2 separate regions of the Homo sapiens genome follow, and region 1 is linked to region 2. Evidence: chromatin contacts called from ENCODE Hi-C or POLR2A ChIA-PET data. All regions are on one chromosome and are shown on one strand. Each heading gives the region's core, a stretch centred on a gene start or an enhancer-like site at or near the end of the contact. The rest is flanking DNA. Distances are from core to core; before and after follow the strand shown.

Evidence for each region. Hi-C counts contacts between places; a loop is a spot of excess contacts on that map. ChIA-PET counts read pairs that join two places held with the same protein, here RNA polymerase II (POLR2A). Pooled maps may share reads with other maps.
Region 1: a loop to region 2 is called in a map of A673, with 2.9 times the contacts of the local background. The contact joins two enhancer-like sites. A Hi-C loop is called at or near these places in 5 of 168 maps with a recorded cell type or tissue (A673, HCT116, IMR-90 and 2 more) and 1 of 50 pooled maps. POLR2A ChIA-PET finds 5 or more read pairs at or near these places in 8 of 52 experiments (AG04449, AG04450, BJ and 5 more).

The regions. Positions count from the first base shown.
Region 1 is chr18:8,811,237-8,816,550 of GRCh38, forward strand. It overlaps MTCL1 (microtubule crosslinking factor 1), which reads left to right. Exons shown (of 15, transcript NM_001395333.1): 11 at 1,743-1,997. Among named protein-coding and RNA genes, the nearest start is that of GACAT2, 110 kb to the left of the region's middle. Within about 2 kb of position 3,200, at least 2 of the 41 ENCODE cell types and tissues checked have a DNase peak (open chromatin) inside an H3K27ac peak, as active enhancers do.
Region 2 is chr18:8,746,915-8,752,464 of GRCh38, forward strand. The region is part of intron 3 of MTCL1 (microtubule crosslinking factor 1); the gene reads left to right. Among named protein-coding and RNA genes, the nearest start is that of GACAT2, 42 kb to the left of the region's middle. Within about 2 kb of position 4,158, at least 5 of the 41 ENCODE cell types and tissues checked have a DNase peak (open chromatin) inside an H3K27ac peak, as active enhancers do.

The sequences.
Region 1 (5,314 bases), core at 1,950-4,449, 63 kb after region 2:
TGGCAAGAAAGGAAGTACAGGTGGGCGGAGGTGCCAGGCTCTTTTAAACAACCAGCTCTTAAAGAAATAATAGAGGGAGAGGTTACTCACTCCCCGCCGCAGGGCATGAATCTGTTCATGCACAGTCCACCCACATGACCCAGACACCTCCCACTAGGCCCCATCTCCGACACTGGGGATCAGATTTCAACGTGAAGTTTGGGGGACAAACATCCAAACTACAGCACTGATACAGACATCTTTCTAAATAGAATAATACTGGGTGGTTTAAGTCATTAATCTTTATATATATATACATATATATATCTATGGTCTCAAAAAAGTTAAAAGAATCTTTTCAGACATGGATAATCAGCTATGAATTATTTTAGTGGGTCTTGAAGTAACTCATTTTAAGAAAGTTAATTGAACTCTACATAGGAATAATGGTTACTGACTTACCATGTCCCTTAGGCAAGTCCCTAAAGCACTGAGCTGCCATTTCTTCACAAATAAACTGGGAATAAGGATACCTATACGTATTTACAGGATTGCAGTAGACACCAAATGAGGCAATCTATGTGAAAGGCCTTCCTTTGAAAAGTATACAATTTGTTAAAATTGTGCACTTAATGAAATATAAGAGATTGCTTATGAGGATAAAAACGAGACACTGAACAGCAAGCTGTTGTGCAGTTTTAGTGTTTGCCCTAGGGTTTATAATATACGTATTTAATTAATCAGAGTCTACCTTGAAGTCCTATTAGGCTACTTTTCATGCTGCCTGAGGAAATTGCAACAGTGTATTCCCAGTTCCTTCCCATCCTCTGTGCCATTGCTGTCATAGTTTACCTCTACATATTCTGTAAACACACAACACACTGTAACAATTTTTGCTTTAGATAATCAAATATTAAAACAGAAAATAATGAGTTTTATATTTACATAGATGTCATTTCCAGTGTTTATTTTCTGTATAGATCAAAGTGCCTGTTGGTATATTCCTTCTGCCTAAAGAACTTCCTTTTTCATTTCCTGAAGTACAGGTCTGTTGGCAATGGTTTTTTTTGTTTTTTTGTTTTTTTCAGTTTTCATTTGCTGAAAAGTGTTTTCCTTCTTTTTTGAAAGATACTTTTTCTGCGTACAGAATTGTGTCTAGGTTGAGATCTTTTTTCTTGAACACTTTAGATGCCACTCCATCATCTTCTGACTTGCAAAGTTGCTGATGAGAAGTCTGCTGGAATTCTCTCGTCTTTGTGCCTCTATGACATGGGTCATTTTTCCCTGTCTTTAAGTCTTCTCTTTGGTTTTCACAGGTTTGAGTACATAAGATGTAGAATCTTGTTTGGTTTTGATATTTAACCTCCTGGGTATTTGACAAATATTTATTGAAAACTATTAGGTTCTGTCACTGTCCCATCCCTAGGTTCCATATAGGAGCTAAGGATATAGGGACGGACATGGTACCTGCCCACAAGCAGTTACACAGAAGTACAGGCAAGAGATAGTGGTGACTTAGACTAGGAAAGTGGAGCAGGGAAGCTGGCCATGGGAAGCTCAGTTTACTCACCGCTTAACATTCTTTGTGACTGTGTCAAACGCTCTTAATTAGGACTTTAAAAATAAAATTTGTTTATACTGTGGGATTGGTCAAATCTTGGTTTAAACATGTTTCCAGGGATCACATGTAAATGTGCTGAGACTTCATCCTTGAATGCAAGACTTGTCAGAGAGGGAATTCCTAAGTCTCTTCTCCTTGACAGCTGGAAGAGAAGACTGAGAACAAGTTGGGAGAACTAGGCTCCTCCGCTGAGAGCAAGGGGGCCTTGAAGAAGGAGAGAGAGGTGCACCAGAAGCTCCTGGCAGACAGTCACAGCCTGGTCATGGACCTGCGCTGGCAGATCCATCACAGCGAGAAGAACTGGAACCGGGAGAAGGTGGAACTTCTCGACCGCCTGGACAGAGATCGGCAGGAGTGGGAGCGGCAGAAGAAGGAATTCTTGTGGAGGATAGAGCAGGTAAGGAGGCACCCCGGGGCCCTGGAGCATAGGCACAGAGTGTAGACTGCTCAGTGGACCCAGAAAGCAAAAGCACTAGGCTGCTTCATGGTCCTTGCAGCATCAGGATGCATGGGCTTCCAAAGGAAGAGAGAGAAATTCTAGAATTGCTTGTGTTGGAGACCAAGGCTCATGCCTCTCCATGACACAGATCTTTTCTTTGCAAAGTTCATAGGTAACTCTCCTATGTGTACATGTGGTAGTGGCAGAGCAGGGTGGGTGGGGCTTGTGGGAGCGGGGGGATAACTTTTTAAAGGAATTTAAAGACTAAACTGGAAAGAGGAGGTTATTTCAGGTCTTATTCAATTGAAAACAAACTATAACTTTTAAGTTTGCCACTAAAGATGTGGTCACAGTGACTGCTCCAACTTGAATGGAATTGTTGTCATTAGAAAAGAAATTGCTGAATTCAGTTGAAAGTCAGGCTGTTTGCTGGTGAGTGTTCCTGCTGTGGATATTGCTGAGCTGTGATTAGATGGACCATTGTCAAGAGAGGTAGCTGGTAGCTCATCATCTTCAGCTAAACAAACAATTCAGAAACTCAGATGAATTTGGGGAGGAGGGGGGTAGTCATTTTTCTGCCAATATAACCATTCTCTGCATTGCATCAGACTTAGAACAGTTTGCATAGTTGCAGTAGTTCCTGAGGGATACACAAATTAAATTGATGAAGATTTGGAATTCTTCCCTGGCTGGATTTTTACATAGTATATATTTTGTTTATTTCAGCCAGTCACACACTTATAAATTTATGAGGTCTCAAGGAAATGTATTAATCAGTAAGAAATTGAGCTCAGGAAAAATAACCTCATTACTCTATTTTAAATACCCATAGAGCCTTTTGACAAATGTGCTCTATTATCCATAGACATGGTGCCTGTGTTACGCAGGTACAATGACAAAGGTGAGTGTATGCATGTGTTGGATAGGGCGGGAGGCAGAATGAACTAAATGGTAAGAAAGACCAAGAGGCTTTGGCTTGGAAACCACTAAGAAGAATAAAATACACCGCAGGTGAGCTATGATCCCCACTGCATTCCAGCCTGGGCGACAGACCGAGACCCCGTCTCCAAAAAACAAAAGAAGGAAAGTACACTGCAGATAGAAAAGCTGAAACTCTTCGTAGGTTTGACCACTTACACAAATGAGTCACCTTACTAATCTTTGATATTCCCCAAATCCTATCAAGAGGAATGCTGGCCATTTCCTTTCTGGCTTGGAAATGCAGCACTTGTGAAGAGTCTCCTGTATTAAATCTCCTGTGTATGTCGTTGCTCTATGGTTAGGTGGAAATTTTAGGGATAGAAGTGGCATATATTCTTTGAAAATGGCCACTAATTTATTATATCCAACTTAGTTGACCGGTGTCACAGTAACTCCAGGCAACTTGTCACCAGGGAGCTTCATTCTTGGCCCGTGCTCTAGGGCCACTCACTTTTTACATCCCTCCTGTACCCCAGTGAGGCCATCATGATCCCTGCCATGCCCCCTTTAGGGTGCCCTTCGCCTGTTAGCCATGGTGGCTTGTTGGACTTGTCACAGGCTTCATTTCTTTGGGAAGTCACACCTTGGATATAAATTAAGCAAGTCTTTTAGGTTTTTATTTTTACTTTTGGGAATGAAGAATTTCTAGTAAAGGAAAAATTAGATACATGTGGTGATACTCAACTTTCGAAAAGTCAGTGACTTACAGGAAACAACAGGTGCTGGAGAGGATGTGGAGAAATAGGAACACTTTTACACTGTTGGTGGGACTGTAAACTAGTTCAACCATTGTGGAAGTCAGTGTGGCGATTCCTCAGGGATCTAGAACTAGAAATATCATTTGACCCAGCCATCCCATTACTGGGTATATACCGAAAGGATTATAAATCATGCTGCTATAAAGACACATGCACACGTATGTTTATTGCGGCAGTATTCACAATAGCAGAGACTTGGAACCAACCCAAATGTCCAACAATGGTAGACTGGATTAAGAAAATGTGGCACATATACACCATGGAATACTATGCAGCCATAAAAAAGGATGAGTTCATGTCCTTTGTAGGGACATGGATGAAATTGGAAATCATCATTCTCAGTACTGTCGCAAGGACAAAAAACCGAACACCGCATATTCTCACTCATAGGTGGGAATTGAACAGTGAGATCACATGGACACAGGAAGGGGAACATCACACTCTGGGGACTGTTGTGGGGTGCGGGGAGGTGGGGGATAGCATTAGGAGTTATACCTAATGCTAAATGACGAGTTAATGGGTGCAGCACACCAGCATGGCACATGTATACATATGCAACTAACCTGCACATTGTGCACATGTACCCTAAAACTTAAAGTATAATAATAATTAAAAAAAAAAACATTAACATTAAAAAAAAAAAAAGAAAAGTCAGTGACTTAAAGATGAACCACAGCCTCATTTTGAGACTATATTTTGGAAAGGTAATAGTGGTCAGGAGCTGACCTCCAATTCCAGGTTATCAGTATTGAAACAGTTCGGCCAAACTGACAGCCTCAGAACCCAGTCCTCAAGGTGGACATCTTTGAGCATCATAGATCTGAAACACGTGAGTTTCGGGCATGCATCTGTTCATGAAATCTGTGTGATGGATCCCACAGTCTTTGTACAATGATGTCATTGCTGTTTTTAGAAGAGGATTGGTTACAAATGAACTGATGCTTCAGACATGCAATGGTGGCTTTCAAAAATAAATCTGGCCTTTTCCCCAAAATATTAAACATTTTTAAAGAAGACTTCTTAAATCTCAGTGCCCCATCCGGAAATTGAGGTAAAGCAATTATAGGCATTCACCAGACTTCCTGAAAAGAGGATGTTGGTTCAAGTGTGTATGGGTGTATATAGATTTTGTTCATTTATCAGTTATTGGGTTGCTTGTTCATTTAACTTTTAGCTACATACTCCGTAGATAAATGAGAGATGTAACTGAACATTCTTCACAATGTATACTCTCAACATTTGACTACTTGGTAAGCCATATAATATAACCTTGACTGTGATAACCTAATACAGATGGTGAAAGCAGTAACACTAAATCCATTTTCCACTTTCAGAACACATGCTTCATACTTGTCCGCTGTCATTAAATTCCTACATAATTTCTGCACCACATGAGGCATGTTATGTGATGTATGACTGTGGGAATGTGGCTAAGGTCATATAACACATTTTATCTCTCTTATCAGCGTCTCTTGTCTCAATCCAAGTTTGATTGCGGGGTGGGGGTAGGAGACTTTTATGGAGTCACACTACATT
Region 2 (5,550 bases), core at 2,908-5,407:
GACAAAAGTGGAATGGGACAGGGAAGCCCATTTAAGATTTAGCTGGAGAACCTGGACTGCCAGTTCCGTCTCTCCACCCACACTGAGCATCGTCACCTGGGGCCTGGGTATCGCGACGATGCTCACCCTTCCGATGTCCTGTGTTGGCCCGGCTCTTCCAGGTGGAAATCAGAGATGGTCAGCTTTTTGGAGAGACAGGTCCAGAGCCCACACCATGCCTCTTGTGGTCTGGACACCACTGGTCCACACAGGTACTGACTCTGTCTTTTCTAGTACGGCTGCAACCAAGGGCCCACCCACTGAACGGCTTCAGAACCTGAAGCTTATTCTTTCACAGCAGTGGGGACTGCAGTCCAAGATCAGGGTGCCTGCAGGGCATGCTATCTGGAAAGGCCCTAGGGGAGAGTCTGTTCCATGCCTGGTGCTTTGCTCCCTGGCCTGTGGTGGGGGCTGCAGTCCAAGATCAAGGTGCCTGCAGGGCACGCTGTCTGGAAAGGCCCTAGGGGAGAGTCTGTTCCATGCCTGGTGCTTTGCTCCCTGGCTTGTGGCTGAGCCACCCAAATCTCTGCCTCTGCCTTTGTCATCACACAACCTCTTCCCTGTGTGTCTGAGTCTCAGCTGCCTTCTCTGTGTGTGTGTCTCGTCCTCAGCTTATAAGGACACCAGTCATCTTGGATCCGGCCCATGCAGTCTAGTAGGTCCTCCTCTAAACGTGCAAAGACTCTGTTTCCAAATAAGGCCATATTCCCCAGCACTGGGGGTAGCACTTGAACATATCTTCTTGGGGAAATAGTTCAGCCCACAACATACAGGAAAACAGAGAAGCTGAGTAAGCCCTAAGGAAGTCTCGCTGGAATCTGACACTGCCCTGCCCTGCGAGGACAGGATCAGTGGGCTCGCATTTTCTGTTTTTTGTTAATAATTATCTGCATTGTGTTTTTCCTGAGTGGCTCCAGATGGATAGCCTCAGCAGCCCTGCACAGGCTCCTGTCCTCATTGTGTCCTCCTTGTGTGCCCCATGCTGGAGTCCCACTGGCAGGTTGTGAGGAGAGCTGCCTGGTTGTCACCCACACACCTAAGCTCTGTGTCCTACCTCCAGGTCATGTTGGTGCCCCTGGTCTTCCGTCCCCAGACCATACCCCTCAGAACTGCTTGTGGCCGCCTCACTTGGGGCTCTGCACCCCTGTCAGCTCTCTCCCTCACACAGTTTCCTGGTTCTGCCCTGTTGCTTTCTAGTCTCTCTGCCTGCACTGAACTGAGGTGCCCAGACCTCACACCAAGCCGGACCCCTGCCCCCATCCCTCCCCTGCAGTCAGTTTTGCACAAAGCTGCCAGGTAGGTCTTCTTGAAGAGGCCTCACAACACTAAATATATTCGTATATTAGTAGGTGCCAAGGCAGGAGGATCGCTTGAGCCCCCAGGAATTGGAGACCAGCCTGGACAACATAGTGAGACACCATCTCTACCAAAATTTAAAAATTAGCCAGGCATGGTGGCATGCACCTGTGGTCCCAGCTACTTGGGAGGCTGAGATGGGAGGATCGTTTGAGCGCGGGAGATCAAGGCTACAGTAAATGATAATTGTGCCACTGCATTCTCACCTGGGTGGGTGACAAAGCAAGACCCTGTCTCCAAATATATGTATGTATGTGTATATATATATATGCACACACACACACATATACACACATATATATATTCTGAATATATATATTCGTGACTCCCCGAAATAAATTCAGTTTATATATATGTAAATAAATTCTGAAGACTCTACATGTGTGTGTATATATACATATATATTTTTGTATTAACGTTAATAGTAATATTAACATGAGTTCAGGGTATTAGCCAGTTCTGTCTTTCGGGATGAAGTCACTGGATTGAGGCAAGACTTCAGTGAAGGAAGCCATGTGGTTTGTAAAATGAAACTGACAGGGGACCTTTGTATCTTATGTTCAGGTGATCACAGCTCCTTCTTGGGGGTCATCACAGTCACCTAAGAGATTGAGTTCCTTCAAAGCAGTTTCTTGTGCACAAGGACAGATGGGGTGTCCTCTGTTCACTCTGCTAGCACATGATGCTGCCGTCAAAATGGCACACATCATCTCTACTTTTAGTTCTGTTATAAATGGAGACCCTGGACTTGCCTCAGATGACCTTGTGAGATATTTTATTTGTTTGGCAGCATTAAAAGGTGGAGCCTTCGATCAGCCAGCAGCATTTTCCATTCCTGGGACATCCCTTCTTATGCAGCATCTGCAAGCTCATTTCATAAAGGCATGGGAGAGCAATTGGAGAATGACAGGTGTGCTGTGGCACCCCCAAATGCAGTTGCCGCTGCCTCAGGCCTTACCAGTAATGACACTATATCAGGGTGGGGAGGACAGTAGGGACAGGTTAAGAGTTGGCCAGCCTGGGGCTGCAAGCCATGCTGTCACCATAGCAGGAGGCAAGGTGTATGGAGAGGCCAGGCTGGCTGCGGACGGACCACATGGATCTAGGGTCCTGGCTCAGGGTGTTCGATGCACTCTGAAGGCAGAGGGTGCTGTGGTTGAAAAACCACAGGAGGTTTTTCAAGGGAGAATGATATGGGCAGTTATATCTTTGGAAGGTAAGTGGAGGAAGAGTGAAGTGAGAAGACAGAGCCAGTGGAGAGGCTGTGGCCGTGGCCTAAGTGAGAAGAAAGCAGAGCCTGAGCTTGGGCAGATCCAATGGTGGGCCCGAGAGAGTGACAAGAGCACAGGGATGGGGTTTGGCCACCTGTAAATACCTGTAAGCACAGTGCCTCCCACTGGCCCTGGCCCTGGACCCCAGCGAACAGGGCTTAGGGCATGATCCTGGATCGTACAGACATGGGGGCCTATTCTTTCCTTGGCAACTATGGGACTTCGGGCAGGTTGCTTAATGGCTTGAACTTCAGTGTCTGCAACTGTAAAACTGAGTTGTTGGGACCCAGCTATAAACTTGTTTCGATGTTTCAGTAAAATAAAGCTTTGCTCTAAGAGTAACTTTACTACTAAGACTAACATAAAACTGTATTTTCAGTTTGTTTCTGTTAACCCATAGGGAATATTAAAGTTGCTGTTAGCTGGATGGTAATGTCATTTTATTTTTTATATTTGTTTTTATTTTTATTTATATTATTTTGAGACAGAGTCTCATTCCATCACCCAGGCTGGAGTGCAGTGGTGTGATCGCGGCTCACTGCAACCTTTGCCTCCTGGGTTCAAGTGATCCTCCCACCTCAGCCTCCCACTGAGAAGCTGGGATTACAGGCTCATGCCACCACACTGGCTAATTTTTGTATTTTTAGTAGAGACAGGGTTTCACCATGTTGGCCAGGCTGGTCTCGAACTCCTGACCTCAAGTGATCTGCCCGCCTCAGCCTCCCAGAATGCTGGGATTACAGACGTGAGTCTCTGTGCCCGGCCAGTAATGTCATTTTATGTCTTTCCCTGGTGTGACTGCCTAAGCGAAATATGCCTGGAGAGAGCCCGGTCCTGGAGGGTGCCCCTCCTCCAGGGTGGGGCCCCACCTGCTGCTCTCTGTGCCCTGGGCACCATGCAGAAAAGGCTGGGCAGCTCGGGCCAGTGCATTCTGCGCTTGTCTCCTGGCTGGCTGGAGGTGCAGAGGAAGGAAGGAAGTTTCTATCTTCTAATCAGATGGAGGGCAGGGAGGAGGTGTTGAATGCTACCAGTTCTTCCTTGGGGTTACCAACCTGGACCCCAAATGCCTATATCCAGAGGACACTGCCCTGCAACGGTCTTGAGAACATTTTTCTAGGCATGGGAAAAGTTGTAACAAGATTATGAACATGCTTTTTGAATGCATTGCAGTTATAATCAGATTATGTGTCTGATTTAAGGGAGTCTTGGCTTATAAGAGTGCTTTATTTTCATTACAGGGAAATGACTTGCTGGTAAAACTGAATTTATTTCCGGGAGTCCCAAGCTGGTCCCCCTTTGGCATAGCTGGGAGTGAGGCCTGCAGTTGCCTTCTCTGGATGCGTTGATAAAGTTACTGGCAAGGCGGCCTGAGTGCTGGGTAGGGTGGACAGATGCAGTGTGCACCGTGGCCAGGCCCTCTCGTGCTCCAAGGAGGAGGAGGATGGGGTGGACAGTGCCCTGGGCAGCGGGCCCCCAGAAGGACCAGTGGGTGTGGGCATCTGACTGCATGTGTGCATGACTCATGCACACATCTTTTCCGCACATGGACTGTGTCTGGATTCTGTTGAGAACAAAATATTTATGCAAAAAAGGTCTGTAAGGCTCAGGCTGCTGATGACTTTGCACTTTCACTTGGATGTTTATGTAGAATTTTCGACATGTTTGGACATAGCTTGTGTGTGTTCTGTCAAAAGAAGGCTCCAGAAGGATATTTCACCAGGTCCTCAGTTGTCTGTTTTAAGTTTTGCATGCGTAGACATTAAACATGCCTCTTTTGGTGACCACCCAGGAGTGAAACGCGATGCTTGATCTGTGCTTCTGAGGATGTAAGTGATGTTGCCGCTACTGTTACTGCTCAAAAGTGGGCCACCTAAATCCTTCCAGAATAGAATGGTATTGTTTTGGGACAAGATAACTGACATTTTGTGCTATAGTTTCTCCCTGGACTGCAATTTTTGACACTCATGTCATCAACACTCTAAAAACAAACGCTTTTTGGTTTTGAGGGTTTTAGCTCCATTCCCTTCAATAGTCAAGGAAATCCGAGGTGAATTTTCTCATTGGTCTGAGTCACCTGGTCCAGTGCAGGACGGGGTAGGTGTGAGGCAGATGTGGGGGGTACAGTTGAAGTGAGGTTGGCTGCTGTTGCAGAAGAGGGGGACATCACAATACAAAAACAATCTTTTTTGCTGTTATGAAGACTAGACGAGGTTAGAAATGCTCTGAGTTGGGGCAGATGGAGCCGTGGGATTCGCTTGTGAAAGTTGTTTCATTGACCTGCACACGAGGTGTTGAAGACTTAGCTCAGGGCAGCGGTGACGCGGAAAAGAAACGTTTAAGGCCAAGCTGCTGCAGACTGCACTTTCACTTGAATGTTTGTTCAGAATTTTAGCATGTTTGGACATAGCTGGTGTGTGTTCTGTCAAAAGAAGGCCCCAGAGGGATATTTGAAAAGAGGTTGTTGATAAATCTATAAGGCTGAAAGGTAAAGAAGGAGCGGGATGGAAAGGACCCCAGAGCTTTGACTCTAGGACATCCCGATGACAGAGATAGAGATGGCTGATTTGGGGAGAAGAGGGCCAGGTCAGCATTGACTTGCTGAGTATGAGATAAAACTAAATATAATCCAGTGTTTTAAGTTAGAACATTAAAAAGTTTTATTTTGAGTAAGATGTGTAAATATTGTGACTTTATAAAAAGTCATCTGCCTATCCAAAGTACTGAGCAGTGGTTTTGAAAAATTTGTTAAAGTTTTCTCTTTTACTATTTAAACTTCCATGTACTAGTTGAATAGGAACTGATAGTTGTTAACATAACTTTTAAATCGAATTTTTTTTGTGTTATTGCTTTCTTTAGCAACTGTGCCTCTCTTTTTTATGTTTGA